Regions from separate parts of the Homo sapiens genome. Here region 2 is linked to region 1. A link is a loop called in an ENCODE intact Hi-C map of the cell type or tissue named here. Cell type or tissue: PC-3. All regions are shown on one strand. Links, peaks and the distances in the headings refer to the core of each region. The heading gives the core; the rest is flanking DNA. Region 1 has its middle 33 kb from the start of LINC01846. Region 2 has its middle 100 kb from the start of LINC01846.

The links. Hi-C counts contacts between places; a loop is a spot of excess contacts. Peaks named below come from ENCODE experiments on the same cell type or tissue, not always from the same donor. Only the 100,000 strongest peaks of a DNase experiment are listed, where the experiment ranks them.
Region 2: it touches region 1 in a loop (4-fold over the local background); 1 of 110 quality-filtered maps calls a loop at or near these places.

The regions. Positions count from the first base shown.
Region 1 is chr5:98,185,988-98,202,566 of GRCh38, reverse strand. No RefSeq gene overlaps it. Among named protein-coding and RNA genes, the nearest start is that of LINC01846, 33 kb to the right of the region's middle. In PC-3, for the core only: no CTCF peak of the experiment used is centred there; a DNase peak (open chromatin) is centred at 8,506; H3K27ac peaks cover 1,124 bases.
Region 2 is chr5:98,254,062-98,270,640 of GRCh38, reverse strand. No RefSeq gene overlaps it. Among named protein-coding and RNA genes, the nearest start is that of LINC01846, 100 kb to the right of the region's middle. In PC-3, for the core only: no CTCF peak of the experiment used is centred there; no DNase peak of the experiment used is centred there; H3K27ac peaks cover 675 bases.

The sequences.
Region 1 (16,579 bases), core at 6,400-10,399:
TTATTAATAATAATTTCATTGGCTATTTTCTGGTCAGTGAGGTCAGAAGGATTGGGCACATTGAATTGCAAATCACCTAAGGGCCAGAATCAAATGTCCTATGACTTATGTATTTTTCATGAGAATTGGCAGAGCAGAGGTTTTTGAAAACACTATCTTTAACTACCTTTTATTGTTTTTCCCCATTAGAAGTTACTCCACCCCTGGTTCAATTAATGGGTCTTTCCCCTTCAAGATGGCATGTTTCTCATGGTGCTTTGACTTTTATAGTTTAAAAAAAAAAACCTCAGAAGCTTGAAGGAATGTCTGCAGTGCATTTCTCTTGTGATTAGTCCACCATGGCCAGGTACTGGACCCTCAGGAGAGCAACATTAGGGGAGGAAGATATCCAACCTTTTCTATTTCCCCTTATCGAGGGTTTTTCTTCATATACGTATAATTATCACCCAGAGTGGAGAATTATATAATTATATAAATGCAAGAGGCCCAAGAAATAAAATATTCAATAGTAGGCAACCCAAATTTGGGAAAGCTCTGAATGTAGCATATCTGTAAAAATCAAAATGCTTATTTCTGCAGGATATTGCCCTTATCAAACAGCTTTTAAATAAATTATCTCCTTTGATTCATATGCAAACATCTTGAGATATAGGGCATGTTTTATTATGGCCACTTTATAGATCTAAAACTGTAGAAAGGTTAGGAAAACTATCCCCAGGTCCTAAAGCAGTAGTTGCAGCATGGGGCCTCACATTCCAATTTTGGATTATTTTTCTCAAGTTCTTTCACTGCGTCATGCAATACAGCAGTCTGTGCCTGTCACTAGAAGTCAGTAGAAATGAAGGTGAGTCTATTAGACTATATGTCTATTAATCTCTAGGTGTATCTATGAGCTTGTTGTGGCTAGATCCTATAGAAATTTTACCAACAGGAATAACTAAAAGCATATATTTTTTTTCAGATACTATGAAACTCTGTGAAGCAAGGATTAGAAAAAAGATTCAAAATACATTCCGAGGAGCAGATCTTTCTGTGGTAACACTGCATTCCAAATGTGCGAAAAAGACAGGGAAAAACATGAACTGCAATAAATTACGGCTAAAGTGAGTTAGCTTATTAACTTCCTTTCTCTGTTTCCTGGTGACTGGCAGCTAGCGGTTCTTAGAAGCTTTCAAAACCGGGAATGATAGGCATCCTCAAGTTCAAAGACTCCCTTGAAACTTTTGGGCCTACAACTGCAGCTAGAAGTCCTGTTGAAACAGGCTTCCCTGGGTAATTTCCAACACAGTTGGATACACAGCGCTGTGAGAACTAGCTCCCTCAAGGTTGTTCATCACTGACATTCTGGTCTTGTCTAGATTTGGGGAAACAATGGCTGCCTGTGAAACTGGCCTGGGGCGTGTACACCTGGCATCTCTAACCTGAGCCACCTGACCCTGGTCACTACCACAGTACTCAGAATCTCTCCCCTACACAGGTGTCAGGCCCCTCCTGGCATGCCTTACACATAATTAGAAAACACATCTCTACAGGCAGCTTGAAGGGGATTTTCCCTTAGAGAAGAAAACCCTGGCCACCTTTTTGAAAAATCCAAATCCAGAAAACTTTTTTTCTTACATGAGTCAGTTCCCTTGAGATAGATTGTCATCACTGATATTAAATCATATAAATATGGAAGATCCATATGTTCGCAATAATTGGCTAAGTAACCCGTGTTTAGGAACAGAGAAGAACTCTGCTGAGAAATAAAAGATGTTATGGTCTTTTCTTGATTGGTTCTAGTGAAAATGAAATTGGTAGAGGCAGCTTAACTCCTACGGGAATTATTCCCTTTCATTTTAGTGAGGAAGGTGGGTATGCTGAGCAAGAATGATCGTATCTGAAAGATGAAACACCGCTAACAAAAATTCCAACTTTTGCTTCTTAGTTCTTTGAAAAATAGCAAAGAATTCTGTAAGCAACTCTTAGTGGGGCTCTTCAAATAACAAAATTAGTGGCTTGGTAACGTTTTAATAAAACTCATCTGCCTCCATCAGGACCCAGGTTTTAGAAGCCAGTTGTGGAGTGCTTCATTAGATTTCACACACAGATCACTCTTCACCAGATGTAGTTTAGCTAAGACCAGAATCTGAAAGAGGTTATATCATAGGAACACTGGCTCTTGCTGAGAGCAGGTCCAAATACTGGCTATGAGAGAGTAGTCTTTGAGCCCACAAGGACCTTCATCTCAATGGATCTCAGGCCAAGGACGCTTCAGAAAAGAGATTGCTGAAAAAGGGACTGATTGCTCCAATGTCTAGCTCATTGTTAATTGGATTTAGTGTCCAGATCAAAGTCTTTCCTTCTATGTCCTTATGTAATCCCAAATGGTGACAGAATTGATTTATGGTCATGAGAGATCCTTCTCTACATTTGGTACTAGAAATTGGCAGCTGCTCTGAGAATCCTGAGAGGCAGAGTAACTTGAACACGGATTTGGGAAATTTACAAATTCTTCTGATGGGAAAATGATAGAGGGATATTAAATATCTTACAGAAAGTATAAGATACCTTGTCGTCTTTCTACAGACTAGATGGCTTAAATGTGATGTGCTGACATCTCTTCAAAGGCAGGTATATGTATTTCCAGTGTCTTTCAGTGAGAAATGTTCCTTATTTTTTTAGTATATTTTGCATCATTACCATGATAGTTTTCCTTCAGTCAAAACTACTTATTAAAAATTTATTTAAAAATAATTCAAAGTGCTTGTTGGAACTACAAAAATGTGCAATATTATTTTACGGTTCCTATATTAAGATGCTTAAGTTTAGTTTGCCAAGTAACCTGAAAGATCACTTGTTCTTGTGTGTTTTATAATCCACTCTAACACATGTGGGACTGAAGTTTGGAGCCAAAATATTTTTTTTCCCTTACTGTTAATTCATTTGCAATTCTAGACCTCCAACTGAGGTGAAACAACTTGCTTGTTGTTCCTCAGAATCTTTCAGTTTTGTGAAAGATAATGGTAAAGACAGACCCAACTAGCCCAAACATATCAATACGCAATGTAATAGATTTGTTTTCTGCTTATTATACTAGATTCAAATATACTTCTTGAAGAGCATGTTTCTTAACCACATTTTCATCAGAATTCACTGGAAGAAACATCATTTTGATTCTTTAATAAAGTGCTGTGTTTCTCTCAGGGTATAAACTGAATTAGTTCAATGCATTTCTTGAATTATCTGGAAGCAATTTTTTCCTAGGCTAACATATATAGAGACACTGCCCCACCCCTGCCCCCCACCCTGCCCCCATGCACACATGTTCCTTTTTCACTCTTAGGCTTTTATTCCTTGTTAGAAATTTTATAAAGAATATAATAAATATTTAATTTTTTCCTGAGTTATTGTTTCTGCAACTAGAACGCAAGCTCTATGAATGTAGGGGGTGTTGTCTATTTTGTTTATTGTTGCTCTCCAATACCAAAAATGTACCTTGTCCATTGTAGATGTTCAATAAACATTGGTTCCATGAATATGTGACTATTCCTGAAACTTGAATTCACTGGACAATGGCACAAGCTCTTCGCCGGTTCTTGGTTTATGTATCTGGACAGTCATTATAGCTCTAAACTAAACAGCAGAGAAAGGCTGGTTTATTCCACTAAAGAACCAGTAAAATATAATAATTAGGGTTTTTCAGGAAAAATATGATGGGAAGTTGAGCCTCCCTTCAAAGAAACTGAATTAGCCTTGTCAATTATGTATTGAGATTTAAAATGGGTTGCATATTATGGCAACTTTCTTTTTAAATGGAGCCTTTGCATCAATATAAACTTCATGGTTAAAAGTCACAGTAAGATATCTTGCTAACACATTTGAAATCTGACTTTTCCCCCATTAAGATATATCCAAAGAATAGTCAGATAATTTTTTAAAAGGTATAATGTTTAATTGTTTCAAGGAATACAATGAGGCTGTTCAAAAGTACTTAAGGTAAACACATATTTAAATATCAAATAATAAAATATTTTGGTATGTGCTTATTCAAATTTAACTCATAGTACAAATCTGGTTAAAAGAAAGGGATTACTGTAAATGAAGGGTAATTAAGGCACTACATTCTGCAGAATTGGGTTCTACTCCATTTTGAAACAAAATGTTGGTAATTGAATCAAAATCACAGCACAGAGAACAATAATGCTATAACATGTGCTGAAGTCAGATTTAGAATCACAATGAAAAGTATTGTTTCCCTGTTGCTGTTTTTTTTGTTTTGTTTTGTTTTTAGTGTTAATTATTTAGTAAGTAAAGTTTAGAGAACTAAGAAAGTAATAACTATAGACAATGAATTTGCTTGACATTCCTATGCTCTTCACATACATTTGCAGTAGTTTTATCACAATACAGAGTTTCTCTAATGGGCACAGAGCCATTCATTTGAGAGACCTTTTATGTGAGGGTAATATTTTACTTACTTGTAGCAGCAGCTTTGCAGCTGCTTTCTTCATACAGATTCTGTAATTATTGAATTTGGGGAACAATCAATCACTAAAATTAAGAAAATGACCCCAGCATACATTCACTAAAAAGTCAAGAGCATTTTTTTGTTGTTTTTCTCAAGGATCTACTTACTATAATTGTTGGAAATATGGCTTACTAATAATTCAGAAAAAAGGGTTGATTCAAGGAGAGGCTGGGTAAAAATGTTCCTTCCAGGGTTGATGAATCTACACTTGCCTCAACAACCTGAATATCCTTCCCATAAAGGACAATAAAAGAACTATGGCTAACTGATTTACAAAGAGATTTTGGAAGCAGGCAATTCTTTCTGTCCTGGAACAAATCTTTTCTAATGCATCCAGTCACATCAACAGAGATAGAAGTATTTGTCAAATGCATTTTTTTTACATAGTAAGATGCTACTCCTTAAAATGTGATACAATTAAAATTATGCAGAATGAATTATGAAGTGGTGCAATATTTGCTTTTATCTTTTCAGTCCCAATTTAAACTCTGCTTTACTTTGATAATAGTTAAAGTAATATTGCTAAATAGAGGAATTTGAATATAAAATTTCACCACCTGATTACAATTAATATTGTACATGTATGTGAATAATTTTTGACTTTTTTGTCCTTGTGTGGCACAGAACATGGGACTATTGTTCTGAGAAGTAAAACCTGAATGTTCCAATAATGGAATTTTTTTCTGCCTAACTTTTGCTATGTACAAAATAAGGTCATCAGTTTTTTACTGAGATGCCTCTCTGCTTTTATCTTCCTCTTTTCTTCTAGTTATAATTCCTATTATTCCAAAATTCAGAAAGGAACAATTCCCAAAAATGTGTTCTGAGATGATTGTTCATGCTGTTTTAAGCTTCCTTTTCCTATAATCCTAGGCTAAAACATTGCAAGAATCAATGTGTAACTAATACTTTGGGGAAAACATTAATTTCTACCACTAGCTTTGTAGGTTTTACATAATTCTTTATGGCACCTAATTATTATTATCATCACTAGGACAATATTGTTCTAAACCTTTTATGCCTCGAGGATTGAGGATCTTTCAGTCATACTGATTAAACAGCTTTGTTTTATGTGCAAGTGGCACATGTCTTATGTGGATTTTGTGAGATAATGGACAGGTTTTCAAATTCATTACTATGCTTCTGTGGCAATAAACATTTTCTAATTATATTCTCCTCTGATTTAAAAGAAAGCAGTAATGGTTTTAATACAAATAAATTATTTATAAATTGATAGCTCAGAAAAGTGCATGAGAAACATGGTTGTTTCCATTCCTTATTATTAGAAAGAGGCTCACACAAACCTTTGATATCAAAGTACTCAGCTGCTACCTCTATCATCTATGTTTTTTTCTGTATGCCAAATTGTCCCATATAGCTATAATTATCTTTAAATAAATTGTCAGAAAGAAATAAAATAACTTAGGAAAATGTCTCCTACAGCAAAACAGTCTTTGTAAATATTGCCTTTCTCATTCCCCTTCTCAGAAACTCAGTATCTAGCAAAGAATTATGTGCAAATGTCTCCCAACATATGTCACAATTGGTAAGTGAATTAAGGAATAATACTTTCTGATCATGTCATATTCAGCATTTTTCAGGTGAATGTAAAAAAATAACATCAACAACCAAAACTTTATAATGTTAAGTTTCAGTACCACCAGAGATTCTGGTAAAATATTAGCATGGACAAAGTAATGAACAGGTCTGTGTTTGAAGTCAGAAAAAAATCTATATATCCTGAATTTTCTAAATATTTCTTTTTGATGAGAAGTTTAGACATGGTGGGAATAAGTTTTCCTTCAAATGCTCTTATAAATCTATGTTTTCTTTGCCTTGATAAACTATTTTGGAATTATTAAATTGCAGCTGCAGAGGAAAGTGATTTCAGCAATACTGCACTCTGTATGCTGTCCAGAGTTTCAGTCAATGGGGGATTCACATACTGTGATATCAGGGATCTGATTTGAGGATCTGAAGAGGGAGACCTGGGAGAAGAAAGGATCCAGTGCTTGCTCATACATTATTTTAAAACCTTTATTAGCACTTTAGATGTCAGAGTAATGAGAAAGAGGGAAAATACCTTTGTCTCTAGTACATAATGAATCTACCCCTTAATAGACTGGTCATGCACAATGAAACATAACTGTGGTTTACTTACATATGTCAACCGACATTTCCCCAGGCTGCTTTGTGTGTAGGGAAGAGACGAGCTTTTGGAAATTAGGAATGTACTAGTAAGTAGGAGAGCTTGCAAATTGTCCCAATTGCAATAGGACTTTATTTCAGTCCATATTGGGTTCTAATAAAAGTATTCCCAGTGGGCCCAATTCAATAGCTTCCTGCCATAAAACATCTACATATGTTGCAGGAAGCATCAAGAGCAGAAGACCCTTGAGAGGAAAAAGTCAATAATAACGTATCTACAGAACCTCTCAGTATCAAGAAAACATACACCTGCACTTCCGCAGCTGGTGAACCAGAGATGCATCAGAATGCCACAGCTCTGTGTCTGTGCCCTGGACACATAGAAAGAAGAGTAAATATTGATGAATAATTTCCACTTCCCTTTACTTCCCTATTTTTGTGTTTAATACTCTAGGCAAGGGCAGCATTAAAAAAGCAGAGCCAATAATGACTTATGATGTGTGATTAGAAGGGGAAAGAGAAATAGACCCTCACCTTCAAATGGACCCTCCTTATGTTGTTTGAACTTTCCCATATTAAATACTTCCTAAAGTACCTTCATAAAAACTGATCATTTGAGCCGAGATTGGTACCTTTTCAGGAAGCCATCGCATTGGTTTCCTGCGTGTGCCACTCATGGCTGCCACATTCAGTGTCTGGTAGAATGGAGATCAAGTAGACAGAGTTTAATGAAGCAATAAATTGGGAGACTGTGCATTCTCCTAAACCAGGAAGAATACACAGGCAGCTGCTCCTCCCATACAGGACTCTCTAAGCACTGGGTCTCTGGGTTTTAGAGCAAGAACTAAACAGAAAGGTGGTTGGATCAAACCTCACCATCATTCTACCATTGATTGGGATCAGCCCTGACTAGAGGCATTTGTCAATGGTAAGTGAAAGTTATTTTGCTGAATCAAAGAGAGAAAATATCCAGAAAATATAGCAGCAATGCTTGAAATATCTATGTAGAGTCCATACTTAGCCCACCCAATGATGTCAGTCATTACTACAGATTTTAATAAAATAATTAAAGGCTTTTACTCCAATATCACCCTACTAAAACTACTTCCTTAAAAGTTATCAATGGCCTAATAATTAGTATATTTAATTATCTTTTTCACTCTTCATTGTTTTTTACACACACATTTTTATCCCTTACATTTTTTAATACTTCAGTGCCTTTGTCCATGAAAAGTGCCAGAGAGAGATAGTGTCTTGAATCTTGACTCAAAAGTGATCTCATGGATTTAAAACTACAAATTACTTTTCTGCTATGCATCAGAAGGCAGTTGCCCTCAGGCAACCTGATGCTTACTGCTTAAAAAAGCAATTAATTAGGCAATTGATTAAGAAAAGAAAGAAAAAGGAAGACTTCTTGCAGCATTACTCAGAACATATGTACATCTGTCCATGAGTTGATGGACTCCAGACGAATTTCCTTCTTCTCTATGCACAACTCAAAGTTAAAAATAGGTGGAGTTCAACTTCTAACCTGATGTGTATATTGTTGTTGCCTTTCTTCCATTGGTGAAACATACACAGGGCTAGATAAATTATTTACAATCTTTATTTTCTGACATTTATAAGCAATGTTCCTAATACTTTCAATAAGGGTTAGTCTTCTCTTTTAAGGTGTTTGGTTTTGAATTCAAAATATGAGGATTTATATGATTCTGGAACATCTCCAGATTTACAAATTCTTCGTTGCATTACAGCTCTTTAGAGGTAAGGGTGTGAAAGGACGTGTAAATATTTGGTGAGTAGCCTGAGTCATTCCAATGGAAATATTCTCCTTATAGTATTTTGGCATAAACTGAAAATGCCTCAGGCCTGGGCCTTGAGTTTTGATTCAAATGTAAAAGATTGAAAATGAATGTAATATATAGGGACATCTTTAATCATCCCCCTGAGTCCTATATTTTCCATAAATACCCATCATAAAATGGGAGTTTCCTAATGCGTGTTGAATTAGGAAAGTATAGTGTAGGTGTGATGTCTGAGAGAGGCCTTGGTGAGGCAGAAAGTGAGGACCAAGCCATCTCACTACTGCTACTTCCCAACTTAAGCAGGTAGAAAGCAAAGAGTTTTCTTAGGTTAAGTGAAATTTCCCAATTCTCTAATATAGCTGAGCCTCTGAACCAGTGGTATAAAATCTTAAAACTGGAGGATATGACTAGATTCTGCCTTTACTAATTGGCTTTTGCTATTTCAACTCTGTTTATGATTTTATGAGAACTGTACTATACATGTTACCTAATCTTTTTTATCATTCTTGTATTTTGTAATTTTTTTATTTAGATAATAACACATATACAAAAAATATTGAAATTTTTACATATATATCTACTGACTTTACCACAGCCTGGATTAAGATGTAGAACATGAAGTATATCACAAGAACTGTTCTCATGCCCCTGTCATCCATATCACCCCATTAAAGGTAATTCTTATTCTGGTTTTTATTACTATTAGTTCTACCTTTTTCCAAATTTCATATGAATAGAAATTTATAGTATATACTCATTTACGTTGTGGTTTTTTGGCCCAAATTATGCCTGCAGTAATCAGCTATAATGTTGTGTGTGGCAGTAGTTTTTTTTTTTTTTTTTTAATCACTGGGTAGAATTCTACTATGAATATATCACCGTTCACTTATCAATTCTACTGTTGAAAGACATGGTTGTTTCCAGGTTTTTGATAATTTTAACAAAGCTGTTTTGAACATTCTTGTACATGTCCTTTGCTGCACATATGCACTCATTTTTCTTTGGCATATATGTGGGGGTGAAATTTGCTGGGTCATAGGATAAGTAGTGATATGTTTTGGGTCTGTGACCCCACCCAAATCTCATGTCCAACTGTAATTCCCAGTTGTCGAGGGATGGACCTGGTGGAACATGATTGGCTCATAGGGGTGGTTTCCCCCACTGCTGTTCTCATGAGATCTGATGGTTTTATAAGGGGCTCTTCCCCCTTTGCTCTCTGCTCACACTCTCTCCTGCTGCTTTATGAAGAAGGTGCCTGCTGCTTCTTCCCGTGGTTGTAAGTTTCCTGAGGCCTCCCCACCCAAGCAGAACTGTGAGTCAATTAAACCTCTTTTCTTTATAAATTACCCAGTCTCAGTTAGTATCTTTACTACAGTGTGAGAATGGACTAATTCAAGTGGCATTAGATTATGCCAAACAGATTTTCAGAGTGGTTGAACCATTTTATAGTCTCCTTAGCAATACACAATGGTCTGGTTGCTCTACATCCTTGCCAAAGTTTGTGTAATTCAACCGTTGTGTAGCATGTAGCAGTTTTTCCTTCTTAATTCCCATGTAGTGTTTTACTATGAATATTCCACAACAAACAAATCCATTCTACTACTGAAAGACGTGTGAATCCTTAGCCATTATGGTGGGGTATAATGGTATTTCTCACGGCTTCAGTGTTTCATGATGTTGAATACTCTTCTCATAACTTTTGCAAATATGAGAACATGCCTAAAATATATGAATGTTATAGGTTGAATTGTGCTCCCCCCTCACTCATATGTTAAAATTCTAGCAGTAAGTACCTCAGAATGTGACCTTATTTGGAAATAAGGTTGTGGCAGATGTGATTCTTTATGTGAGGGTGAGGTCATACTGGAGTATGGTGAGGCCCTACCCCAAAATTACTGGTGTTCTTATAAAAGGGAAATTTGTACAAAGGGATGCAAACATGGAGGATGCCATCTAAAGATATATAGGAAGAAGATGGTCCTTCACGTCCCTTGTAAGTTGGATTCCTAGGTATTTTATTCTCTTTGAAGCAATTGTGAATGGGAGTTCACTCATGATTTGGCTCTCTGTTTGTCTGTTATTGGTGTATAAGAATGCTTGTGATTTTTGCACATTGATTTTGTATCCTGAGACTTTGCTGAAGTTGCATATCAGCTTAAGGAGATTCTGGGCTGAGACGATGGGGTTTTCTAGATATACAATCATGTCATCTGCAAACAGGGACAATTTGACTTCCCCTTATCCTAATTGAATACCCTTTATTTCCTTCTCCTGCCTGATTGCCCTGGCCAGAACTTCCAACACTATGTTGAATAGGAGTGGTGAGAGAGGGCATCCCTGTCTTGTGCCAGTTTTCAAAGGGAATGCTTCCAGTTTTTGCCCATTCAGTATGATATTAGCTGTGGGTTTGTCATAGATAGCTCTTATTATTTTGAGATACATCCCATCAATACCTAATTTATTGAGAGTTTTTAGCATGAAGCGTTGTTGAATTTTGTCAAAGGCCTTTTCTGCATCTATTGAGATAATCATATGTTTTTTGTCATTGGTTCTGTTTATATGCTGGATTACGTTTATTGATTTGCATATGTTGAACCAGCCTTGCATCCCAGGGACCTCTTCAAGGAGAACTACAAACCACTGCTCAATGAAATAAAAGAGGATACAAACAAATGGAAGACCATTCCATGCTCATGGGTAGGAAGAATCAATATCGTGAAAATGCCATACTGCCCAAGGTAATTTATAGATTCAATGCCATCCCCATCAAGCTACCAATGATTTTCTTCACAGAATTGGAAAAAACTACTTTAAAGTTCATATGGAACCAAAAAAGAGCCCGCACTGCCAAGTCAATCCTAAGCCAAAAGAACAAAGCTAGAGGCATCACACTACCTGACTTCAAGCTATACTACAAGGCTACAGTAACCAAAACAGCATGGTACTGGTACCAAAACAGAGATATAGATCAATGGAACAGAACAGAGACCTCAGAAATAATGCTGTGTATCTACAACCATCTGATCTTTGACGAACCTGAGAAAAACAAGCAATGGGGAAAGGATTCCCTATTTAATAAATGGTGCTGGGAAAACGCTAGCCATATGTAGAAAGCTGAAACTGGATCCTTTCCTTACACCTTATGCTAAAATTAATTCAAGATGGATTAAAGACTTACATGTTAGACCTGAAACCATAAAAACCTAGAAGAAAACCTAGGTAATAGCATTCAGGACATAGGCATGGGCAAGGACTTCATGTCTGAAACACCAAAAGCAATGGCAACAAAAGCCAAAATTGACAAATGGGATCTAATTAAACTCAAGAGCTTCTGCACAGCAAAAGAAACTACCATCAGAGTGAACAGGCAACCTACAAAATGGGAGACAATTTTTGCAATCTACTCATCTGACAAAGGGCTAATATCCAGAATCTACGATGAACTCCAACAAATTTACAAGAAAAAAACAAACAACCCCATCAACAAGTGGGCGAAGGATATGAACAGACACTTCTCAAAAGAAGATATTTATGCAGCCAAAAGACACATGAAAAAATGCTCATCATCACTGGCCATCAGAGAAATGCAAATCAAAACCACAATGAGATACCATCTCACGCCAGTTAGAATGGCGATCATTCAAAAGTCAGGAAACAACAGGTGCTGGAGAGGATGTGGAGAAATAGGAACACTTTTACACTGTTGGTGGGACTGTAAACTAGTTCAACCATTGTGGAAGTCAGTGTGGGGATTCCTCAGGGATCTAGAACTAGAAATACCATTTAACCCAGCCATCCCATTACTGGGTATATACCCAAAGGATTATAAATCATGCTGCTATAAAGACACGTGCACATGTATGTTTATTGCGGCACTATTCACAATAGCAAAGACTTGGAACCAACCCAAATGTCCAACAATGATAGACTGGATTAAGAAAATGTGGCACATATACTCCATGGAATACTATGCAGCCATAAAAAATGATGATTTCATGTCCTTTGTAGGGACATGGATGAAGCTGGAAACCATCATTCTCAGCAAACTATCACAAGGACAGAAAACCAAATACCGCATGTTCTCACTCATAGGTGGGAATTGAACAATGAGAACACATGGACACAGGAAGGGGAACATCACACACTGGGGACTGTTGTGGCGTGGGGGGAGGGGGGAGGGATAACCTTAGGAGATATAACTAATGTTAAATGACAAGTTAATGGGTGCAGCACACCAACATGGCACATGTATACATATGTAACTAACCTGCACGTTGTGCACATGTACCCTAAAACTTAAAGTATAATTAAAAAAAAAAAAGAAGATGGTCATATACCAGTCAAGGAAAGAGTCCTGAAACAGACCCTTCTCTCACTGTCTTCAGGAGGAATTTACGCTGCGAACACCTTGATTTCAGACTTCCAGCCTCCAGAACTGTGTGACTATACATCTTTGTGGTTCTAAGTAACTCAGTTTGTGGCCCTTGTCATAGCCATTCCAGAAAAGTAATACAATAAGCAATTATCTCCTCATCACTTCTTCCTACAATAGGACTGCTACGCCTATTGATGAGGTGTTACCTGTTTCTTCAAAGTAAATGTCATTTATATTGCAACCTGAATGGCAGCATTGTTGCTCATTGCTTTCTGTTTCAGCATTCTCTTCAGGATACATTTTGGAGCCTGCCATTACAGAAGTTAATTTGGGGATAAAATAGGATGGAGTTGAACATCGTAGATTTTCATGTAAAGCATAAGCAGAGCAGAAAACAATTTGAGAGTTCATTAACCCCTTTGCTAAAACAAGTCTCAAAGTAATGTTCCAACTTTGTTTTCTGCTTTGCCAATTCTGTTAAAGGAAAATAAATTTTCTGTCTGGCCTTTATTGAGAACGGCTTGCATTTCACAGTGCACTAAGCGTATTTGTGTGCCCCACTAACTGATTAGAAAGTTGATGTAAATGAAATAAAATTTATAAGTCTGGAATGAGATTCATGAGGGTTTATATATCAAAATATATACTTTACCTAGTAGATTTAAACTTGAATTGGAATTCAAACAATTCAATTTTTTTTCAGTTCTGCACTGTATTTGCCTGAGTTATCTGCCTGCACTGTAATTTTCACTCTAATATTATCTGACTCAGTGAATTAGAGATTGTAAGTAAAGCAAATGAAATACGAGAAAAAACATTTCTCTCCAAGGAATGTAAAATTTATAAGAGAGGTGCTTAGTAAAACAGCACACTTAATAGCATTGTATAAATACACCTTTATGTATTACAGATGGGAAAACATGCCTCAATAGCATTTGTTTCTGAGATACTTGCTGCATTACTAGAAAATAACAGCTGGAGCATCAAGAACAGAGAACTTAACACCCAAGGACGACACTGTGACCATCTGTGTTGGTGAATACGTTCCTAGGTAGGGGGTGTGCAAATGCATAACTGGTGGAAACGGATGACTTTTTATTTTTTTCCTTCTTTTTTCTCATTGAAATAAATATGGTTATATTAGAGAAGGTCAACTGACCTTAATACATAGTTTAGAAAAAACTAACCTGGACAAAGAATTGAGAGCTCTGAACTGCAATTAAAAGTGATAATTATCTTCATTTATTTTCTAAGTCAGAGTATCTGAGGGAAAGGCAGCAGGTTGGTATATCTGTATTTATGAAGCACTGACAGGGAAAATTAAGCTATATAAGAAGGTCAGCTTTCTTTCCTATCAACTCCTCCAGACTGTTCTTTAGAAAATGTCCTGAAGTGCATCCTGACATTCCTCGATGTGCATAATGGGCAGTGAAAGGTCACAGGTGGGCACACATTCAAGATGGTGTAGCTTCTAGTCTGCAACCATTTCTGTGAGTAGTCCACTAACATACCACTTTTTGGCACAACAATACAACACAGAATCTCTCTTTTCCAGATACCTAGGAGTCAGCCAATTCTTTGACCAAAGTTTATGTTAAAGTTTGGGACATGACCTATCTTATTGCTCAATGCTTTCTGTTTTAGTCATTTCCCCTGTGACTGGTTCACTATTCATAAATATTGAACCCCACAAATTGCAGTATCAATAGACACAGTTTTGCTTTAGCAAAAGCTTTGACTTGGAATTTTGCATCAATCAGGCCCCTTTGAATCCAAGCAAATAATGAGAAGTGGCAGCTCAACAGATAGAAATAGACATTTGTCACGTGAACCTACTGCATGTTAGATTTAGTAATTATAGAACAGGGACAGGATACAGCCCACCAGCGTTTAGGAAATATTCTTTGGGTTCCAGGTTCAGTATAAACATGTAAGGAGATACATAATTTTTACCCCAAATATTAAAATATGAAGTATCATTTTATCCTAGGATTCAAGGTGCTTTATAGTTCTAGTAATATTGAAACATCTCTTTCAAATAATGAAATAAATGTTACCTCTGGGACGTCACATCATCTTTGTATATTCTCCATATACAATCCTATATATATATATGTGTATATATATATATATGTGTATATATATATGTGTGTATATATATATATATATATATATACACACATATATATATATATATACATACAAATCTGAAGTGATTTTTATATACTGCAGGTAAACGAAACTTGAATTTCAAAACAAATACTCTTATAAATATCCCTGATATACCAGCTGTGTATTTATGGCCCAAGTTGTGAAGCAAGGGTTTCAAAATATTAGGCCAATACCCCCTCCATCTTGTCTACGTGTTAATCTGTTCTATTGGGATATATTATCTTGCTGTTTCCTCAAAATAAGGAGAGCGGGTGTACACATCAGAAACTTGCTCTTTTTAATTGATTCCTCATAACAGAATTTCAGGCCTGCAAAGGGTTTTAGAAGTCATTTAGTGCAGCCCTAAATTCACTGGCTACACATTGTCTACCAAGAAAAGCACCGAACATTTACTAATCATGTTCAGTATGTCTTCTTGTGCCTTGAGGTGTCTTTATTTATTTAAATCTCAGCAACACCTGGGACCCACAGACTGCAGACTGAGAGACGAGTGAAGGGGGCCTTTCAAAGTAACAAAACCAGATAAGGCAAGAGTATTTGAGGTCTATTTATTCTCCACTTGCCTTTCTCAACCTTTGTTGATACATGATGAGCCTGGACAAGAATTATAGTTGCTTTTGTTAAAAAAAAAAAGTTACTTTGTAATGTACTTTGGAAGAGAGGTGCTAGAAAGAGGGAAATTACTGTCTTCAAAATCTCTGCATTAATACACCAATCATGTACGATTGCCCAAAAACCTGAGTGTACTTACATTTTCACCTGCCCACATGCTATTCCTAGTTTTTTCTACTGTCATTTATGTCATTCTGTTAAGAGAATACAAGCTGATGTCTGTAGTAAAACAGACTCTCAGTTGCTTTTTAGAATTTCTTAGCAAGAACATACAGGATAGAACTGAAACATTCTCATTTACTGATTTTTTTCTAGTATTCCTCATATACCAGAAATATGATTTAACTAGAGGAAAATATAACAAAGCACTTTTGTCAGGTGCATAGTTCGCAAATATTTTCTCCCATTCCACAGGATATCTGCTTACTGTGTTGATAGTTTTATTTTTTAATTTTTTTTTTATTTTTATAGGTTATTGGAGAACAAGTGGTGTTTGGTTACATGAGTAAGTTCTTTAGTGGTGATTTGTGAAATGTTGGTGCACCCATCACCCGGGCAGTATACACTGCACCCAATGTGTGGTCTTTTATCCCTCATCCCCTTGTCACTCTTTCCCCTGAGTCTCCAAAGTCTATTTTGTCATTCTATGCCTTTGCATTCTCATAGCTTAGCTCCCACTTATGAGTGAGAATGTAATGATGTTTGCTTTTTCATTCCTGAGTTACTTCACTTAGAATAATAGTCTCCAGTCCCCTCCAGGACACTGGGAATGCCATTAATTCATTCCTTTTTATGTCTGAGTAGTATACCATCATACTCCATATATGTATATATGTGTGTGTGTGTATATATGTGTGTATATATATGTGTGTGTATATATGTATACATATACATATGTATATACACATATATACACACACATATATACATATATATACACATATATATATACACACA
Region 2 (16,579 bases), core at 7,850-11,849, 67 kb before region 1:
TGATTGGAGAGCTTAGTCCATTTACATTCAATGTTATTATTGACAAATAAGAACTTGCTCCTGCCATTTTATTATCTGTTTTCTGTCATTTTGTTGTCTTCTCTTTCTTCCTTCCTTCTTCCCTGTCTTCCTTTTTGTGAAAGCGATTTTCTGTGGTGCTATATTTTAATATATTGCTTTATCTTTTTCAAATCTTTTGTAGGATTTTTAATTTGAGGTTACCATGAGGCTTGCAAATAACATCTTATAATCCATTATTTTGAACTGATGACAACTTAATACTGATTGCAGAAGGAAACAAACAAACAACCAGAGAGAAAACTATTAAAATCTCTATACTTTAATTTCATTCTCACCCCCATTTTTATCTCTTTGTTCTTTCTATTTTTATTATACTGTCTATGTGTTACACATTTTTGTAATTATTATTTTTGGTAGATTAGTCTTTTAGTTGTCCTACTCAATATATGAGTAGTTTACACACTGCAATTAAAACATTCTAATTTTCTGTGTTTGTCTGTGTACTTACTATTACCAGTGAGTTTTGTACCTTCAAATTATTTCTTATTGTTCATTAATGTCCTTTTCTTTCATATTGAAGAACTCTTTAGCATTTCCTGTAGGACAAGTCTGGTATTAATGAAATCCTTGTTTTGTTTGTCTGGTAAAATCTTTATTTCTCCTTCATGTTTAAATAATATTTTTGCTAGATATAATATTCTAGGATCAGAGTGTTTTTCTTCAGCACATTAAATATATCATGCCACTCTTTCATGGTGTGTAAAGTTTCCACTGAGAAATTTGCTGCCAGATATATTAGAACTTATTTATATGTTATTTGTTTCTTTTCTCTTACTGTTTTTAGGATACTTTCTTTATCCTTGACCTTTGGACATTTGATTTTAAATGTCTTGAGGTAATCTTATTTGTGCTATATCTGCTTGGTGTTCTATAACCTTCTTGTACTGGAATATTGATGTATTTCTCTAGGTTTGGAAAGTTCTTAGTTATTATCCTTTTAACGAAATTTTCTACCCCAATCTCTCTCTGTCTCCTGTTTAAGGCAATAACTCTTAGATTTGTCCTTTTTAGGCTATTTTCTAGATCCTGTAGGGATACTTTAAATACTTGTTTTCTTTTGTCTCCTTGACTGTGTATTTTCAAATAGCCTGTCTTTAAACTCACTAATTTTTTCTTTGCTTGATCAGTTCTGCTATTGAGAGACTCTGATGCGTTCTTAAGTTTGTCAAATGCAGTTTTCAGCTAGAGAATTTCTGCTATATTCTTTTAAATTATTTCAATCTCTTTGTTAAGTTTATCTGATGGGATTCTGAATTTTTTCTTTGTGCTATCTTGGATTTTGTTATCTTTCTAAAAACAGCTATTTTGAATTATCTGTCTTAAAGGCCACATATCTCTATAATTTCAGAACTGGTCACAGTGCCTATTTGTTTCATCTGGTGATGTCATATATATATATATATATATATATATATATTTTTTTTTTTTTTTTTTTTTTTTTTTTTTTGAATGGTCTACGTGATTGTGGTTGTTAATTAATTTCTAGTTAATGAAAAGTTTGGTATTTATTCTAATCTTTGGAGTCTGGGCTTATTTGTACACATCCTTCTCGAGAAAGCTTTCCAAGTATTCGAAGGGAATTGAGTGTTGTGATCTAAGTCTTTGGTCACTGCAGCATTAAGGGGCATATGCATTAGAGGGCATCCCAAGCCCAGTAATGCTGTAACTTTTTTGGAGTTCTAGAAGTACTTCTTTGGTATTTTTGGTTAAGATACAGGTGAACACCCCAGATTACCAGGAAGAATCTCTTGTTTTCTTCCCTTATCCCCCCAACCTCCCGCCCTCAACAAATGGAGTCTCTCCCTCTGTGCTGTGATGCCTGGAGTTGGGGTAGGGGTGACACAAGCTCTCCTATGGCCACCACCTCTGGGACTGTGCTGGGTCACACCTGAAGCCAGCACAATATTGTGTTTCACCCAAGGCCTGCGGCAGCGTGTTCCCTTATGGCTTCCGGCAGGTCTAGAAAGTCCTTCCAGTAGCAAAGGCCTGGCATCAGGGACTTTAGGAATCTCCCGTTTGTCTTATTTTACTGTGGCTTAGCTGGAACCGTAATTTTAAGAAAAAGTTCTTCGTACTTTTCCTGCCCTTTTTCTTAAGCAGAAAGGGTCCCTTCCTGTGGCCACCACAGTTGGAAATGTGTGAGGTTATACCTGAAGCCAGCCCAATACTGGGTCTTGTCCAAGGCCCATAGTTACTGTTGCCTATCACTGATGTTTATTCAAGGCCCAAGGGCTCTTTCATACCAGGTGGTGAATTCTGCCAAGACTGGGTTTTTTTTTCTTTTTTTTTTTTTGCCTTTAGGATGTGGGTTCCCTTCTGGCCCAGGGTGGGTCTAGAAATGTTTTCTGAGAGCTATAGCCTGGAATGGGGTCTTCAGGGCCCTGCTTGCTGTTTTGTTATACTGTGGCTGAACCAGTATGAAAGCTCCAAGATAAAAATCCTCTTTACTCTTTTCTCTCCTCACAGAGCTGTGAGCTGTGCTGCCTGAAGTTTGGATAGGGGTGACACAATTACTCCCTTGGTCATCTCAGCTGGTGTCTCACTAGTTTGCATGCACCTCAAGTCCACTCTTTCTAAGCTCAGTTCAGCGACAGGACATGCCTCGGAATTTCAGTCTTCGTGATCTACACTACCTTTCAAGTTTACTTAGGACTTCAGAGTACTTTAGCCCATAGTGGTCGGGTTAGCCAGAACTCAACTTCTTACTAACAGGATGGACAATTCCCCTCTGGCCAGGGCTGATTTAAGTGCTCCCTCCATGGGCACCAGCTGAATTCTGCATTGTGTTGCTTTCCGCTGTGACAAGGTAGCACTGAGTTCCCAAGGAAAATCCCACAACCGCTGCACTTTTCCTCCTCCAAGCACACAGATCTCTCTTTATGCCAAGCTGCTCTGTGGGGAGTTGGAGGTTGGCAGTTCAAGACTGTCCTTGATCCCTTTTTAGGGCCTATTTCCTTGATATGATATTAAAGCTAGGTACTGTGACCACTCACCTGAGTTTTGGTTCTTATGAAAGTACTCTCTTGTGTGGATGATTGTTTAATTTTGTGCTCCAGCTGGAGGAGGGGAATGATCACTGGAAGGTTCTATTCAGCCATCTTGCTCCACCTCCTATAAGTTTTTAGCATCTTTCTCTTTACCTGTGCAATCATTCTCTAGGTAGGACAAGGTACTCACCTGGACTCTAGCAATACTCTACAGATTTCTTTGCATTGGTCTCCCTAAGTCCTTCATGGTCAGATGTGGAAATTAAACACATGTAGCTTTAATTCATTCTCATAGCTACAAAGCATTCTATAATATAGATGTATAATAATTTAATTAATTCTTAACTTATTGAAAGATGTCTAGATTTTTAAAAATTATTATAATACTTTAGGTTCTAGGGTACATGTGCACAACGTGCAGGTTTGTTACATAGGTATACATGTGCCATGTTGGTTTGCTGCACCAATCAACTCGTCATTTACATTAGGTATTTCTCCTAACGCTATCTGTCCCCCAGCCCCCCAGCTCCCAACAGGCCCTGGTGTGGGATGTTCCCCTCCTTATCTCCATGTGTTCTCATTGTTCACCTCCCACTTATGAGTGAGAACATGTGGTGTTTGGTTTTCTGTCCTTGTGATAGTTTATTGAGAGTGATGGTTTCCAGCCTCATCCATGTCGCTGCAAAGGACATGAACTCATCCATTTTTATGGCTGCATAGTATTCCATGGTGTATATGTGCCACCTTTTCTTTATCCAGTCTATAATTGATGGGCATTTTGATTGGTTCCAAGTCTTTGCTATTGTGAATAGTGCCACAATAAACATATGTGTGCATGTGTCTTTATAGTAGCATGATTTATAATACTTTGGGTATATAACCAGTAATGGGATCACTGGTTCAAATAGTATTTCTAGTTCTAGATCCTTGAGGAATCACCACACTGTCTTCCACAATGGTTGAACTAATTTACACTCCTACCAACAGTGTAAAAGCATTCCTATTTCTCCACATCCTCTCCAGCATCTGTTGCTGCCTGACTTTTTAATGATCGCCATTCTAACTGGTGTGAGATGGTATCTCATTGTGGTTTTGATTTGCATTTCTCTAATGACCAGTGATGATGAGCATTTTTCATAAGTCTGTTGGTTGCATAAATGTCTTCTTTTAAGAAATGTCTGTTCATATCCTTTGCCCATTTTTTGATGGGGCTGTTTGTTTTCTTCTTGTAAATTTGTTTAAGTTCTTTGTAGATTCTGGATATTAGTCCTTTGTCGGACGGATTGATTGCAAAAATTTTCTCCCATTCTGTAGGTTGCCTGTTCACTCTGAAGATAGTTTCTTTTGCAGTGCAGAAGCTCTTTAGTTTAATTAGATCCCATTTGTCTATTTTGGCTTTTGTTGCCATTGCTTTTGGTGTTTTAGTCATGAAGTCCTTGCCCATGCCTATGTCCTGAGTGGTACTGCCTAGGTTTTCTTCTAGTGATTTTGTGATTTTAGGTCTTACATTTAAGTCTTTAATCCATCTTCAGTCAATTTTTGTGTAGATTTTTAACATCTCCACGAGAAATAAATAACTTTGTCAATTCCACTTCTATAGGATAGATTTCTAAAAGTTTATTTGCTGTGCTAGAGACGGGTGAGTGAGAGAGAGAGAGAAAAAAAAATTGAAATTTAGAAAAAGGTTGAAAATACAAATTGCTTAGGCTAAGTTGCTGAAATCATGTCTGTATATTCCCAAATACTTAACCTTATATTTCCTACAAAGAGGGTCATTCTCCTTACATAACTAAAATATAATTATTGGTTATATTAACACTGATTCATACTATTCAATCCTGACTCAAATTTTGCCAGATGTTACAATAATGTTCTTCACAGCAAAACAATCCAGTTCAGACTCCTACTCTGAATTTAGTTATCAGTCTTTTTTACTTCATTTTTGAACAGTTCCTAAGATGTTTTTTGATATTCCTGAAGATTTTAATTCCATTAGCCAGCCAACATTTCTGCACAAGCTGAGCAATTTGGATGTTAATATTTTAAAAAGAATTGTTTTTCCACAAATGAATATAAAGTGACATCTCTGCTGTTTTATTTGCATTTTATTAACTAGTAATGAAGTTGAGCACGTTTTCTCAAGTTTTTGGTGATTTGCATTTTCTCTTATCTATTTTTCTGTCAGATTATTTTTATATTTTATAAGCACTTAGAAAATTAATCATGTATGCTGCAAAAATTATTGTTCTGTATTTTTCTCTGGACTCTGCTTATGGTGTAAAACTATAACTCAAGATATTTGCGTTGTTAAATCTATCAGTCTTTCCTTTCAGATTTAGTATCTTGCTAAAAGACTTCATCTGAAGGCTTGCAAATGTTCTTTTACACATTATTTTAATATTTTTAATTATTTTATATTTAGATTTTAATGTATCTAGAAATTAATTTTATGTAATATGAAGCAGTGTCTTAATTTTTGTTTATTTTAGAGAAACAGCTAATTATGCCAGTACCGTTCATTAAATAATCTATTTTTCTCCAAATTAGAATGACACTTTTGCCATATGTTTTCTACATATACTTGATTTATTTCTGGATTTTGGTTTATTTCATTGACCTATTTGCCAAACTGTGTTTACATTTTTGTTATGGTAACTTTATATTAAATTTCAATAATCTTGTACAGCAAGCCATCTTTTATGATTCTTATTTCCATTTTTTTGGTAATTTTTGCTCATTCAATTTTCCATATTATTTTAAAAATATTATTAATACTGGTAACAGCAAGTATGCCAAAATTTTATTTCTAATTAGAATAAAATTAGATCCACACATTATTTTAGGAAAGATTACATTTTAAAGATATTGTCTTTGTCTTCATTTTTATTCTTTGGCTTTGAATACCATTTTATCTAATATTAATATGACTCACCTATTTTCTTTTCCTGTTAGATATTTGTACAGCAATTTTTTTCCACTTTTAACTTCATTTAAATGTACTTCCTATACATATCTAGTAGTTGGATTTTTTTTTTAATAATTCAACCTATCATAAGGGAATTGCCATTAGCCATGTTAAACATTTTTAAATTAAAACCATCCCAAGAATGCCAAATTTTACATCCAGATGGCAGAAAATTTAAATTATAATTATTATATCTATGTAATATTAGTATTTATTCTCTTCTTGTTAATGCTGAAACTAGAAATAACACTACCCTTCAAAAAGTTAACAGAAGTGCCATGAGAATGCAACTGATAGTTCTGTCAGGTTTTGTCTGTCGGTTGAAACTTTTGTCTACTTCTTGGGTTCTTAGATGTAAAACCCTTTCAATTTGCATCTTTTAAGTTTGTAAACAGGGCATTTTTTCTGATGTTTGTTTCTGAGAATTCCTACATCATTTCTGGTTGGCGCTCTCCTCTCATACTCATATTCTTTTGTACTCCAATCCACATTCCACATTCAAAAGAGAGAGAAAATTCAGAGCTCATTAAGGAGTAACGAAGATTTAATTATTTCTGCTATAAGGTGTCAAATAGATCCAATAATGACATAACAACAAATAATATTGAGAATAATGCTCTGATTATTACACTTAGTTGACAATAGTCCTCATTCATGAAAAGAAGTGTTCATTCTAGGCTTCTCAGTTCAGATGAAATATACATATATATTTAAGAAACACATTCCAGACATATATTGCATAACAAAGTTTCAGTCAGTGATGGACCACATTTATGATGTTGGCCATAGGAGATTATAATCCAACTGAAAAATTTTTATCTCCTAGTAACATAGCAGCTGTTGTAACATCATAGGGTAATATGTTACTGGAGTGTTGGTGGTGATGCTGGTAGAAACAAACTTACTCTGCTGCCAGTAGCATAAAGGGCACAGTAATGTTCCAGGCCTTCCCATTTACTCACAACTTACTGGCTTCCCCCAGAACAACTTCCAGTCCACCAAGCTCTGTTCATGCTAAATGTCCTCTACAGGTTTATCGTGTTTACTGTATTTATACTGTATTTTTACTATTCATTTTCTATATGTAGATATTTTTAGATACACAAATACTTAGCATTATGTTGCAGTTGCCTACAGTATTCAGTAACATGTTGCATAGGTTTGCAGTCTAGGAGCAATAGGCTATCTCACATAGCCTAGATGTGTAGGAGGCTATACCATCTAGGTTTGTGTAAATACACTCTGTGATGTTCACATGATGACAAAATTGCCTAATGACAAATTTCTTAGAACATATCCTCATTGTCAAGCAATGTATGACTGTGATGTCGTCCTTTATAAATACCCTACTCGATCAGTTGTGACTTCAATACAGGATGCTCTTACAATGAAATATAAGTATTCAGGGACTAAGTGAGGCTTTTCAGCCTCCTCTAGAGAAAGATTTTTGAAAACAATGATTGCTTGGAATAATAATTTAAAACACTTTTTGCATGTGAATCAAAGTCATCATCTCATTGTTCTTGGATTCATAAGAACATAAAGGGGAAATGTGCAAATGTTTCAGATTCCAATTAGAATACAAGAATAATGGGTAGGGATTTATAAAGGATGACATTACAGGCCAGGTTTTCTTTCATTTTTACCTATTGAATTATTGATTTAGAAAAGCATTTTGTTTGCTTGTTTTTCTCCAGAAAGTCTTTGGTGTGTATATAGTAAGCCTGGACTTCTGCTAATGTTCTCATTATCTTAAATCACACTGTCATGTGTCTCCTCCAGCAGATCTGTTTTGCTGGTATTTTCTGTTTATTCTTACTGCCCTTCCTTTCTCTGGCTTTTGGGACCCTATGTAATGTTTAGGTATTTTTGTTTTCTGCTCTCTAGAGCTAAGGTTTCATGTTAGGGAATGCTAAATTACTTTTGTCTTAACAGGAGATGAAAGATGAAGCACTTGTGTCTATCCTGTGTGTCAATGATATTAAAGTAGGTAGGTTTCCACTCCTTTGATGGCATATTCAGAAGCAGCCAGTAAATCTCCCAGTTTTAGAGCCAAGGATGTCTCAGTCTATCTGTTTGTCTTTTTGTTTGTTTGTTTTGGTCTCTTGGGGGCTAAGGAGAACCAGCACATGTATGGAAACCTGATGTTGATCTTTTCTCAGGATTCCAGACATTGGTCTGAACATTTCTCTGCTGGCTCCCCTGCTTATCTCAGAGAAATCCTTTATACCAGTTCTCTCTACCAGGACCCTAACCAAGACCCCAGTCTCACTGGCACCCAGCCGCCTGTAAACTAAAAGGAGCTGTTTAATTCAGAAAGTGAAGGTAAATTGAAGTTAATATTGGAGAGGAAGAGGAAGGTAATGAGGAGTCATGTTCCAAAATCTTTCACAGAAACCTGTTACTATTGGGTAAAATCTTACATAAGAGCTTTGCTTTTTATTTGTTTTGTGTTATAATTTATTAATTTTTTTTCGTGTTTCTCAATTCAGAAAGTAGTATTACTTATGGTACCTTTTCTCTAGAGAGAAAAAAAGGTCGTATGAGTGGCTCCTTATTAGGACTTGGTCATCCTGCTACCCCCTTTATGTTAACTGAAGGCATAATAGAATAAGACATAAAGGTAGCTGGCCCTGATCAGTTATGCCCTGTCCTTTAGGCTAGAACCTCAAGCCGCCTACTGGCTCTTATTTCTGGTCTTGCACAACAATACGAAATGTTTTCTGCCCTCCTCAAAACACTCTCTTCTCTTGGCTTCTGTTTATTTCTGTTTCCTTCTATTCTTATGTCTGCTGCTTCTCATCTTTTTACCTGGTTCCTATGTATGTATCCAAATACTGTATGTTTGAGCTTCTCAACAATAGGGCATAGAGCCCTGTTCTTTCAATTCACAGGTAATCTCAATTTTTTTTTTTTTTTTTTTGTGAGATGGAGTTCCACTCTTTTGCCCAGGCTGGAGTTCAGTGGTGTGATCTCAGCTCACTGTAACCTCTGCCTCCTGGGTTCAAGCGATTCTCCTGCCTCAGCCTCCAGAGTAGCTGGGACTACAGGTGCGTGCCACCACACCCAGCTGATTTTTGTATTTTTAATAGAGATGGGGTTTCACCATGTTGGCAGGATGGTCTCGATCTCCTGACCTCGTGATCTGCCCCCCTTGGCCTCCCAAAGTGCTGGGATTGCGGGCGTGAGCCACCACATCTGACTGTAATCTCAACTTTCAAAAAAGTAAATCTGAATAGTTTTTCCAGAAAACTCTTCCTTTTTTGTCTTAACCCTCCTCATTCCTGATCCTCATTTAGAAGTTCAGTAGCCTGTTTACTTCCTCTGTGATAATTATAGGAAACTCTTTTTGCTTTAGTTTTCTCATCTGGAAGAATAGTAGAGCTTACATATTATGTAATAATATTAACCACTTTAATGCTTACTGTGAAAATTAAATGAGTACATTTAGAAGGTTTAAACAGGGGTCAATAAACTTCTTTTATAACAGGCCACAGAGATAATATTTCAGGATTTGTGAGTCATGTATAATTTGTCTCTCATATTATTCATTCTTTCTTTCCTTTTTCCCACAATCCCTTAAAAATGTAGATTTAGTTTTAGCTTATTGTCTATGTGAAAACAGAATGCTTACTGGATTTATTGTCTATGTGAAAACAGAATGCTTACTATTGCCACAGGCAATAGATTGATGACCCTTGGAACAGAGTCAGGTATATAGTAAGCGTTCAATAAATGTTAGTTATTATTATAAATTACATAGTACAGTGTTTTATGTATTATATGTTTACTTTAAAAAATATGTATCCCATTAAAATTTAAATTCTTTGAAGGAAAGGATACTGTCTGTGTTCACCAGTGATTTATCACAGTGCCTGACACATATAGGTGCCCTCTCTCTCTCTCTATATATATATATAATTCATTTTATATATTACCTATATATATCAAATAGATATAAGTATATATTATACATTATATATAAATGTATAATATTACAAATATACATTGGTAATATTAATAAAAAATTAGTGAAAAGAAGATAGATTATTCAGGTAATTCCATAAAGTTTACTTAATATATGGTATTGGTTTGGGGATGATTGATTAGTTTTTCGGGGGAAAAACTGAAAAAAAATTGATCCCAGTGTTTATTGAAAAATAAAATGCAGCTCAATCAATACGTGAAAGTTAAAAAAAAAAAAATGATAGGGGAGGTAGAGCACAGTGGCCAAATAGAAGACTCTAGCAATTGTCCTCCCAGCAGGAACACTGAAAAATTATCCACAAAAAAAGCACTTTCATTAGAACCAAAATTTAGGTGAGTGAGGGGTGATCACAGTACCTGATTTTAACATCATGTTAAAGAAAGAGAACTGAAAAGGATAGGAAAAGCAGTCTTGAATCATCTATACTACTCCTCCTCTATCCCCCAGCAAAGCAACTTGGCACAAAGAAAGAATTTGTATGCTTAGGGGAGGGAGAGTGCAGTGATGTGGAATCTTGCATTGGAACTCAAAGGTGTCCTGTCACAGTGGAAAGCAACAGGAGCTCAGCCGATGCCCATGGAGGGGGCATTTAGGCCAGCCCTAGCCAGAAGCAGATTGTCCATCCTAGTTGTCAGACCTGAGTTGTGGCAAGCCCCGCCACCACAGGCTGAAGTGCTCTGGAATCCTAAAGAAACTTGAAAGGTAGCCTACGCCACAAGGATTGCAATTCCTTGACAAGTCCTAGTGCAGAGCTGGGCTCAGAACCGGTGGACTTGGAGTGCATGTGACCTAGGGAGATACCATCTGGAGCAACTAAGGGAGTGCTTGTGTTAGCCCTCCCCCAACTCCAGGAAGTGCAGCTTACAGTTCTAAGACAGACTCTCCTCTGCTTAAGGAGAGGAGAGAGGAGAGTAGAGAGGATTTTTGCTTGCAACTTGGATACCAGCTCAGCCACAGTAGAATATGGCACCAGGTAGAGTCCTGAGGCTTCCATTCCAGGCCCTAGCTTCTGGAAAACATTTAAAACACAACCTAGACCAGAGGGAACCAACTGCGTTGAGGGGAGGGACCTAGTCCTGGCAGAATTCATCATCTTCTGCCTGAAGAAAGAGACCTTGGGCCTGTATAATCAGCAGTGGGATAGCCAGGCAGTACTTGCCACAGATCTTGAGTGAGACTTATAGCCATGCTGGCTTCAAGTGTGACCCAGTACATTACCAGCTGTGGTAGCTATAGGGAGAGATCCCTTCTGCTTGAGAAAAGGAGACAGAGAGTAAAGAAGACTTTGTCTTATAGCTTGGGTACCAGGTTGGCCACAGTGGGGTAGAGCCCGGAGTGGGTTCTTTGGGTCCCTGGTTCCAGTTATTGGCTCCTAAATGGCATTTTTGAACTTGCACTAGGGCAGAGAGGAGCCTAAAGTCCTGAAGGGAGAGACTCGTGGCTGGTGGCATTCACCACAAGCACACTGAAGAGCCCTTGGGCTTGAGTAAACATGGAGAGTTGCCAGGCAATACTTGCCTCGGGTAAAGGGTGGTGGTGGTCATGAGGAGGCACTCCTCTGCTTGAGGAAAGGGGAGAGAGGAGTGAGAAGGACTTTGTCTTGTGGCTTGGATGCCAGCTGAGCTGCAGCAAATAGAGCACTAGGTAGATTCCTAAGGTTCCTACCTCCAGGCCCTACCTCCCAGAGGAGATTCCCCAGACCCACCACGGGCTAAAGAGAGCACATTGCCTGGAAGGGAAGGACACAAGCGTGCCTGGATTTACCACCTTCTGAATGTAAAGTCTTTGGGCCTTGAGTGAACATAGGTGGTAGCCAAGCAGTGGTCGCCGTGGGCCTTGAGTGAGGGCCAGTGGTGTGCTGTCTTTGGGTATGACTCAGTGCAGTCTCAGTGGTGGTAGCTATAGGGGTGCTTGTATCATCTCTCCCCCAGCTCCAGATCAGCACAGAGACAGAAACTTTGCTTTGGGGAAAGTAAAGAAAGAGAACAAGAGTCTCTGCCAAGTAATCCAGGGAATTTTCCAATATATTACCCAAGACCATAAAGGCAGTACCTGTATGAGTCTGCAAGAGCCACAGCATTACTGGGCTTGAGATGTCCACTAAAACAGATGTGGCTGGAGTGACCAAAGACTTAGATCACAACACCCAAGTCCCTTTTGAATACCTGGAAAGCCTTCCCAAGAAGGACAGTTACAAACAAGCCTAGATTGAGAAAACTATAATAAATACCCAAATCTTCAATGTCCAGACACTGGTGAACAACCAAAAGCATCAAGATTATCCAGGAAAATATGATCTCATCAAACAAACTAAATAAGGCACCAGTGACCAATCTTAGAGAGACAGAGATATATGACCTTTCAGACAAAGCCTTCAAAGTAGATGTTTTGAGGAAGATAAACAAAATCCAAGATAACAAGAAGAAGAAATTTAGATTCTATCAAAAAATTAAGAAAGAGATTGAAATAATATAAAATAACCAAGCAGAAATTCTGGAGCTGAAAGATGCAATTGACATACTGAAGAAAGCATTGGAGTATCCTAACAGCGGAATAGATCAAGCAGAAGAAAAAATTAGTGAGCTTGAAGACAGGTTATTTGAAAATACACAGTCAGAGGAAACAAATAAACAAAAGGAATACAAAATAATAAAGCATTCCTACAAGATCGAGAAAATACCCTTAAAAGGGCAAATATGAGTCATTGTCTTTAAGGAGGAGACAGGGAAAAAGAGAGAGAGAGAGACACAGAGAGAGAAACATTGTGGTAGAAAGTTCATTCCAAGGGATAATAGAGAACTTTCCAAACCTAGAAAAAGATATCAATATTCAATTACAAGAAGCTTATAGAACACCAAGCAGATATAACACAGATAAGACTGCCTCAGGACATTTAATAATCAAACTCCTAAAGATCAAGGGTAAAGAAAGTGTTCTAAAAGCAGCAATAGAAAGAAACATGTAACATACAAAGGAACTCCAATATATCTGGCAACAAACTTCTCAGTGGAAACTTTACAGGCCAGGAGAGTGGCATGACATATTTCAATTTCTGGAGGAGCAAAACTTTTATCCTAGAATAGTATATCTGTTGAAAATATACTCCAAACACAAAGAAAAAACAGATGTTTCCAGACAAATAAATGCTTAAGAATTTAGTTAACACCAAACCTGTTCTACATGAAATTCTAAAGGGAGTTCTTCAGTCTGAAAGAAAAATATGGTAGTGAGCAATAAGAAATCATCTGAAGGTACATAACTCACTGGTAATATCAGGTATATAGAAAAACTCAGAATATTATAATACTGTAATTGTGGTGTGTAAAGTTCTCATCTCTTGCAGGAAGACTAAAACATGAACCTATCAAAAATAATAAGTATGACAACTTTTCCAGACATAGACAGTATAATAAGATATAAAGAGAAACAACAAGTTAAAAGTTGAGGGGATGAAGTTAAAGTGTAGAGTTTTTATTAGTTTTCTATTTGCTTGTTTGGTAGTTTGCTTCTTTATGAAATCAATGTTAAATTGTCATCAATTTAAAAAATGTATTATAAGATGTTATTTGCAACCTTCATGGCAACTTCACATTAAAAAACCTCCAGCAGATAAAGAAAAAATAAAAAGCAAGAAATTAAAATATACTATATGAGAAAATCATCTTCACACAAAGGAAGACAGGAAGGAAGGAAAGAAGAAAACTAAGATGACAAAACAACCAGGAAGCAAATTTTAAAATGGCAGAAATAAGTTCCTATTCCTGTCAATTCTTGTCAATAATACCACTGACTGTAAATGGACTAAACTCTCTAAATCAAAAAATATAAAATGACTGAAGGGATTAAAATAAAAACCAAGACCCAATGATCTGTTGTCCACAAGGAACACAATTCATCTATAAAGACACACAGACTGAAAATAAAGGGATGGAAAAAGATATTCCATGCAAATGGAAACCAAAAAAGAGCAAAAATAGCTGTATTTATATCAGATAAAATAGATTTCAAAAGTATAAAAAAAAGATCATTATACAATAATAAAGGTTTTCATTCCACAAAAGGATATAACAATTATAAATATATATGCACCCAATGCTGGAGTACCCAGATATATACAACAAATATTATTAGAGCTAAAGAGAGAAATAGGCCCAAATACAATAAAAGCTAGAGACTTAACACCCTACTCTCAGCATTGGACAGATCATCCAGACAGAAAATCAAGAAACATCTAACTTAATATGCACTATAAACCAAATGGATCTAATAGATATATAAAAACATTTTATCAAATGGTTGCAGAATACGCATTCTTCTCAGCACATGGATCATTCTCAAGGAAAAATAATATGTTAGGCTACAAAACAGGTTTTACAAAATTTTTAAAAAATGAAATTATATCAAGTATCTTGTCTGACTGCAACGAAATAAAACTAGAAATAACAGTAAGAATTTTGGAAACTAAAAAGACATGGAAATGAAACCGTACGTTCCAGAATGACCAGTAGGTTTATAAATAGATTAAGAGGGAAACTAAAACATTTATTAAAACAAATGAAAATGGAAATGCCATGTACCAGAACCTATTGGATACGGCAAAAGCAGCAACAAGAGAAAAGTTTACAGCAATAATTTCCTACATCAAAAAGTAGAAAAGATTCAAATAAACAACATTGGGATGCATCTCAAATAACTAGAAAAGTAAAAGAAAACCAAACTCAAAATAAGTAGAAAAAAAAATAAAGATCAGAGCAGAAATAAGTGAAATTGAGATTAAAAAAAAACACAAAAGATTGATTACAGTTGGCCATTTAACAATATATAGATTCAAAGCTACTCACGTTAAATTAACAATGACTTTCTCCACAGAATTATTTTAAAAATCTATGTAAAAATTCATATGGAACCAAAAAAGAGCCCAAATAGCCAAAGCACTTCTAAGCAAAAAGATCAAAGCTGGAGGCATCATCTTGCTCAACTTCAAACTATACTAAAAGGCTACAGTAACTAAAATAGCATGGTACTGGTACAAATCAGACACATAGATGAATGGAACATAATGGAGAGCCCATACATAATGCTGCAACCTACAACCATCTGATCTTTGAAAAGTTGACCCAAAACAAGCAATGGGGAAAGGGCTACCTGTTAAATAAATGGTGCTGAGATAACTGGCTAGCCATATGCGGAAGATAGAAACTAAACCTTTTCCTTACACCATATACAAAAATCAAGTCAAGATGGATTAAAGTATTAAATGTAAAACCTAAAACTATAAAAACTCTGGAAAATAACCTAGGAAATACCATTCTGGGCATAGGCCTTGGCAACAATTTTATGATAAAATCTCCAAAAGCAATCATAACAAAAACAAAAATTGACAAAAGGGACCTAATTGAACTAAAAAGTTTCTGCACAGTGAAATAAACTATCAACAGAGTAAGCAGACAACCTACAGAATGGGAGAAAATATTTGCAAACCATGCATTTGACAAAGGTCTAATATCAAGAATCTATACGTCACTTAAACAAATTAACAAGCAAAAAGCAAACAATCCCATTAAAAAGTGGGCAAAGGTTGTGAGCAGTCACTTCTCAAAAGAAGACATACACGTGGCCAAGAAGCGTATGGAAAAGTGTTCAACATCACTAATCATTAGAGAAATGTAAATCAAAACAACAAGATACCATCTCACATCAGTCAGAATAGCTATTATTAAAAAGTCAAAAAATAACAGATGCTAGTAAGGTTGCAGAGAAAAAGAAATGGTTATACACTGCTGGTGAGAATATAAATTAGTTCAGCCACTGTGGGAAGCAGTGTGGTGCTTTCTCAAGGAACTTATATCAGTATTAGCATTCAGCCCAACAATGCCATTGCTGGGTACATATTCAAAGGAATATAATTATTCAACTATAAAAAAATGCATGCATATGTTCATTGAAGCACTATTCACAATAGCCAAGACATAGAATCAACCTAAACTGTGGTACATATATATCACAGAATACTGTGCAGCCATATAAAAGAACAAGGTTATCTCTTTTGTATCAACATGGATGGAACTGCAGGCCATTATCTTAAGTGAAATAACAAAGGAACGGAAAACCAAATACCACATATTCTCGCTTATTAATGGGAGCTAAAGACAAAGAATACATGGACACAAAAAAGGAAACTACAAACACTTGGGCCTTCTTGAGGGTGGACAGTAGGAGGAGGAAGAGGATTAAAAAAATACCTATTGGGTACTATGCTTATTACCTAGTTGATGAAATAATCTGTACACCAAACCCCTGTGACATGCAATTTACCTATATAACAAACCTGCACATGTACCGCTGAAGCTAAAATCAATGAAGTTTAAAAACTGCATTGGTTGTAGTGTACTGTTCTATGGGTTTTGAGAAACCCATAGAATCATGTATTTATATACATGGAATATAGAATAATATAAAAATATATATATAACAGTGTGATTGGAATGTTTGTAACATAAAACAAGATAAATGTTTGAGGCGATGGAAATCCCATTTACTCTGATGTGATTGTTACAC